2 separate regions of the Homo sapiens genome follow, and region 1 is linked to region 2. The links are chromatin contacts, found by Hi-C or POLR2A ChIA-PET in ENCODE. All regions are on one chromosome and are shown on one strand. Each heading gives the region's core, a stretch centred on a gene start or an enhancer-like site at or near the end of the contact. The rest is flanking DNA. Distances are from core to core; before and after follow the strand shown.

The links. A loop is a pair of places that touch in the nucleus more often than their neighbours do. ChIA-PET counts read pairs that join two places held with the same protein, here RNA polymerase II (POLR2A). Pooled maps may share reads with other maps.
Region 1: a loop to region 2 is called in a map of mammary epithelial cell, with 4 times the contacts of the local background. The contact joins two enhancer-like sites. A Hi-C loop is called at or near these places in 27 of 168 maps with a recorded cell type or tissue (IMR-90, MCF 10A, PC-3 and 15 more) and 15 of 50 pooled maps. POLR2A ChIA-PET finds 5 or more read pairs at or near these places in 3 of 52 experiments (AG04450, MCF 10A and endothelial cell of umbilical vein).

What each region holds. Positions count from the first base shown.
Region 1 is chr9:27,183,445-27,186,144 of GRCh38, forward strand. TEK (TEK receptor tyrosine kinase) reads left to right here. Exons shown (of 23, transcript NM_000459.5): 8 at 15-166; 9 at 2,041-2,185. Among named protein-coding and RNA genes, the nearest start is that of TEK, 76 kb to the left of the region's middle. Within about 2 kb of position 1,306, at least 3 of the 41 ENCODE cell types and tissues checked have a DNase peak (open chromatin) inside an H3K27ac peak, as active enhancers do; they include endothelial cell of umbilical vein and gastrocnemius medialis, where a contact is called at or near this core.
Region 2 is chr9:27,123,704-27,126,403 of GRCh38, forward strand. The region is part of intron 1 of TEK (TEK receptor tyrosine kinase); the gene reads left to right. Among named protein-coding and RNA genes, the nearest start is that of TEK, 16 kb to the left of the region's middle. Within about 2 kb of position 1,413, at least 13 of the 41 ENCODE cell types and tissues checked have a DNase peak (open chromatin) inside an H3K27ac peak, as active enhancers do; they include endothelial cell of umbilical vein and gastrocnemius medialis, where a contact is called at or near this core.

The DNA.
Region 1 (2,700 bases), core at 56-2,555, 60 kb after region 2:
TTTTCTTCCTTCAGGCATACAGAGGATGACCCCAAAGATAGTGGATTTGCCAGATCATATAGAAGTAAACAGTGGTAAATTTAATCCCATTTGCAAAGCTTCTGGCTGGCCGCTACCTACTAATGAAGAAATGACCCTGGTGAAGCCGGATGGGACAGTGCTCCATGTAAGAGCCATTCTTAATTTGCCCTTCTTAAAGCATGAGATGCTTCAGTGTAGTAATCACCCCACTAAATGATAGATACCATTCAGTGCTTTTATCCTCCTAGGCTAGTGTGTTGTTGGCTTTGATAAAATGCCCTATTCCTGGAGAGGCAGAACTGACTCACTGCAGCCTCACTGATTTCTTCTGTTGGCCAGTACTGCTCTGCATGGTTGGGAATATGCCTCCTGGGGAACTGACAGAGCTGGGTGCCAAGGATGGCACACATCCTGCAGGACTGTCCAGCTGGTATGGGGAGAAGTACGTGTCAATCTGTGCAAAGCTTTGCTCTCGCAGTGTCCCCATATCTCTAACTACTCATATCAGGAGAGTAAGGTGGTGTTGCAACCCATGAATCAGCAGATTTACGTGCTACCAAGTGCAACCAGGACATGGAGTTTTGATGACCGGTCCACTCCTATTACGCTCTTTGGAGCAGCAGTTTAGGGGAGCATAGAAGAGGAGAGTTCCCCAGTTCTGAAACTACAATCCACGGGATCCCTTAGGTCTGAATGCATTCATTGGGTTTCTACCCACCTCTTCCCTTTGCCTTCATTGCTGATGCTCACCCATGGTCAGGTAATATCACAGCAGTTATTTTTTGTTTAAAAGGATCAAGCTACTTTTCGAACATGCTTTCCTTCTCTCTCCCAACTATACCAAATGCAGCAGAGACAGGAGCCACCCCAAATTTCTCTTGTGTTGAAAGTGATCCTTAGGATATTGATGTATTTTTTAATCTAAAAATTTAGAAATACTTATTATCCTATTTTTCTATCAAAGATGACCAAAATCAGCTTGACCAGAGGCAGGTATGAGTGACCTTCTGAGGGAGGAATATGTAGAATGTACCATTACTAGGGTCCACGTTTCAATGTCCCTGATTCCACTCAAACAACCCATCAGGTAGAAGAAGCCAATTGATGGCTTCCAAAATCTTATTGGCTTTTTCATGAGTTAATGAAAGTAATGGCTACTATTTAGTAAGGTTGGCCATAACTATATGTAACTTCTTACTTAACATTGCCTAGTGTCTCTTTTTTTTGGCGGAAGTGGGAACTGGCTGGGTGAAGTTAAGTAACTAAGGAATTGGTCAAAAATGGCAAAGAGGCCAGATACGGTGACTCATGCCTGCAATCCCAGTGCTTTGGAAGCCTGAGGTGGGAGGATCACTTTAGGCCAGAAATTTGAGACCGGCCTGGGCAACATAGCAAGACCCCATCTCTTAAAAAATAAAAAAAGAATTAGCTGGACATGGTGGCATATACCTGTAGTCCCAGCTACTTGGGTGAGGTGGGGGGATCACTTAAGGCCAGGAGTTTGAGGCTGCAGTGAACTATGATCACTCAACTGCACTCCAGCCTGAGCCAAGGAACAAGACTTTGTTGTCTCTCAAAAAAAAAAAAATGGCAGAGGTCCATCTCTCTTCAGAACCCTGGATTTTTCCAGTACTCCCCACTTGACAGCCTCTCAAACACTTAGGAAGTCACTTTGTCCTCCCACGCAGCCATCTCTGTGTTAGATAGGAAAGGAACAAATCTTATGAGGAGGAGTTTAAAAGAAATCATGCTTCAGGTGTCTTGCTTGTAAGTGTTTACCCCGTACTCCTAAACACACAAATACAACAGCAGGATCTGACAGGGCATCAATCCAAAATAAACTTTCAGGGCTACTACAATAGCTTTGGAAATAAGCCAATAATTATATTAGCATTACATTTAGCTTCTTGATCTCTCCTAGGAAACTTCTTATTAAACAATGAGATGGGGTCAATGTTATGGACCTTTGCGTTTATGCCTCCCTAGAAGTTTTTATTTTTTTGTATTTGACCTTTTCAGCCAAAAGACTTTAACCATACGGATCATTTCTCAGTAGCCATATTCACCATCCACCGGATCCTCCCCCCTGACTCAGGAGTTTGGGTCTGCAGTGTGAACACAGTGGCTGGGATGGTGGAAAAGCCCTTCAACATTTCTGTTAAAGGTAAGTTCATTTCCCAGAAAAAGGGATTGTGTCCTTGATGCATTATGTTTTTGTATTGCTGCTTCTAGACAGAAATGTATGCGACCACTAAAATACCTTTGGGGTAATTTCCAGGATAGTAAGCCTTTAAAAAATTATATGCATGAAACTAGAGTGAAGAAATTAAGAGTATGAACTGTGGAGTCACACAGCCCCAGGTTTGATTTTGTCCCTAACAGCTCATAATCTTGTGGGTGGCCTTGACCAAATGAAGTTACCTTTTTGAGTGTCTCTGTATTTGCAAATGAAGCATAATTTAGGTACCTCTTAGGGTTATTGTGAAGCCTTGTTAAACACATACAATACTTGGAGTTGTGTCAGGCACAACATATCTGGTAGTGATTATATTTCACAAGAAGGTTAGCATTGCCGTTGTGACTTCCTGTTCATTATTGTAGAGAATTATTTGGAGAATCCCTATTTTGAGGATTACTCACTTAATAAGAAGCCCAGGCTATGCTATATAATTAACATGA
Region 2 (2,700 bases), core at 163-2,662:
AGATGACAACACTGAGGCCCAGAGAAGTCAGCATTTTGTTCAGATTCAGTCAACTCAATAGAGGTTAAATTTCTTCATTTTATTTATTCTTTTGAGATAGTCTCACTGTGTCACCCAGGCAAAAGTGCAATGGCATGATTTCGGCTCACTGCAACCTCCGCCTCTCAGGTTCAAGCTATTCTCCTGCCTCACCCTCCTGAGTAATTGGGATTACAGGTGCACACCACCACACCCGGCTAATTTTTGTATTTTTAGTAGAGATGGGGTTTCGCCAAGTTGGTCAGGCTGGTCTTGAACTCCTGACCTCAGGTGACCCACCCTCCTTGGCCTCCCAAAGTGCCGGGTGGGTGGCGTGAGCCACCGCAGCTGGCGAATTTCTTCACTTTAAAAGAGCATGGAAGGCAATGTAAATTACAGCTTAATGCACGTACAGTGTAGTCAGACAGGCTGAGCTTGCATCCCAGCCTTACTACTGTATCAGTTAGTTGTTGCCATGTAACAAACTACTCCCAAAACTCAGTGGCTAAACCAACATTTATAATTACTCCCATGTTTTTGGCTCATTCAAGGTTCAGCTGATCTATGCTTGACACAGCTGAGTAGCTCTGCTTCAGGTTGCAGCAGCTGGGGCAGCTCTGCTCCTTGCTGTAGGTATGTGGGTTTCCTGGATGACTCTGCGCACATATCATCTTTCTTGGATCAGCGGATCACTCAGGGCATGTTTTACTCGTGATGTTAGAAACACAAGAGAGCTAAGTAGAAACAAGTAAACAAGTGGGGCTTCTTAAGGCCTTGGCTCAGAACTAGCATGTTGTCACACCCAAAGTGATGTGCCCAAAGTCAAGGGACGGGAAATACACTCTGCCCACAACGAGGCCAAAGCAGAAATGTGGAAGCAAGGAAGGATGGAGAGTTGGGGCCAATAATTCAACCTATTATAACAACTACTAGCTTTGCACTGTGGTGCAACTCACTCGGCTTCATCTGTAAAATATGCAGCATGATAGTACCTACCTCATGGGTTTTTTTTGGAGGGAGGAGCAAGTAATTCAGGTAGTTCTTATAAACCATTTAGAACAATGCTTAAATTTAGAAAACACAAAGAAAATTAGTGACAGTACTAATATTTAATCCATCTAACCATCAACACCTGTGCATATGAGGTCTATCCCACCAGAGTGGCTATAGGAGGGTTAGGGTTGACTTCGCAGATTGGCCTAGTGTCAGCTGATTCTCTTCCAGCAGAAGGGCTTGAAGGAGTGACCTTCGGAACAGTCCCCAGTCGCTCATTTATAAGTCCCCTTTTTCCTCTCTCATAACTGCATCATAGCCACAAACTCAAGACCCAACCAGCATGGGCTTGCATTGTGTTGCCTGGTCTCCCCACCCGCCTCGGCCCTGTGTATCTCACACCCAGAGTCAGCAGTGCTTTTCACACAAACCATCTGCCAAGAGATGTGGAGCTGGAGCCAGAAACACACAACAGCTGCAGAAGCTCAGCCACATTCAGAAGCCTGTAGTAATCGCCTAACAGGCTTGGATACAGCTCTGACTGCTGAGTAACTCTAGAGTATGGAAGCCCATCAGTAAATTATGATTGCAGCATGAGTAATACATGAGTTCTGCCAGCTGCTTCTGGAATCAAACAAAAGACAGTGCTGTTGCCAGCCAGGAAAAAGTCACCTTTAAGTGCATCACTGTCTTCTTTTTCAGGCTAGGAGAGCCGGTGACTAAGACTAGCTTCTATTAGAGGCCCCCTTTTTCTCTCCTAGAGATCTTTCTAATGAAACTCATGGCTTATAACCCCTACCAAGCCCATCTTTTCACCTTATGCCCAGGCAGTTGAGAACACAGACTCCGGTGCCAGATAAATCTGGGTTGGAGCCCCATTCAAAAATGTGACAGCTGTGTGACCTTGGGTAAGTTGTTTCACCTTTCTGTAGCATGAGGATAACAATATTACCCTTTAATGAGGGTTACATGATTTGAAGCATGTCAAATGCTTAGCAAAATATAGGTGTATAACAAATGTTCAATATAATATTAACTATCATTATTTTTTTGTATCTCCCTGTGCTACTAGGGTAATTGCTCCTAAGAGTACCCTGCCTCCAAGAATCTGTATAAATGTTGTTCCATTCCATCCCACCTCTCTCAACACATCTCATTTCTTTCCAACTCTTTCTATTCTATACATATTTTTTGAGCTTCTACTCTGTGCCCAACACTGAGTCAGGTACTCAGAAGATATAAACAGAAAAAAACACAGAAACTTGCAGCTAAGGAGGTTTTTGTTGGGGTCACAGCTAGACATGCAGTAGATTGTTGTTATTCATGGTGCTTATGTTCTGTAAACCACGAACACGAGGTTAGGGTCACTGCAAGCTTCTGGTCACGACATTTTCGTCAACACATTAATACATAACCCTGCTTTATTTGTGTCTTGGTGTAAAGACAAACCATTTGGTCTCCGTGGCTGATTCATTAACATTGAACTCATAGCCAGAGGCACTCCTGCCTGAACAAAGCTTACCTAACACATAAGTTTTCTCCTAAGGCATATCACAGCTTTGTGATGTTTAAGAAGTAGATGGCACTTCAGCACTAGACTTGGGACCATTGTAAATGGTGAAAATGGCAATAAAGAGCACAAAAATATTAAAAACTAATGCACTAAATATATCACAAAAAGGACACTTG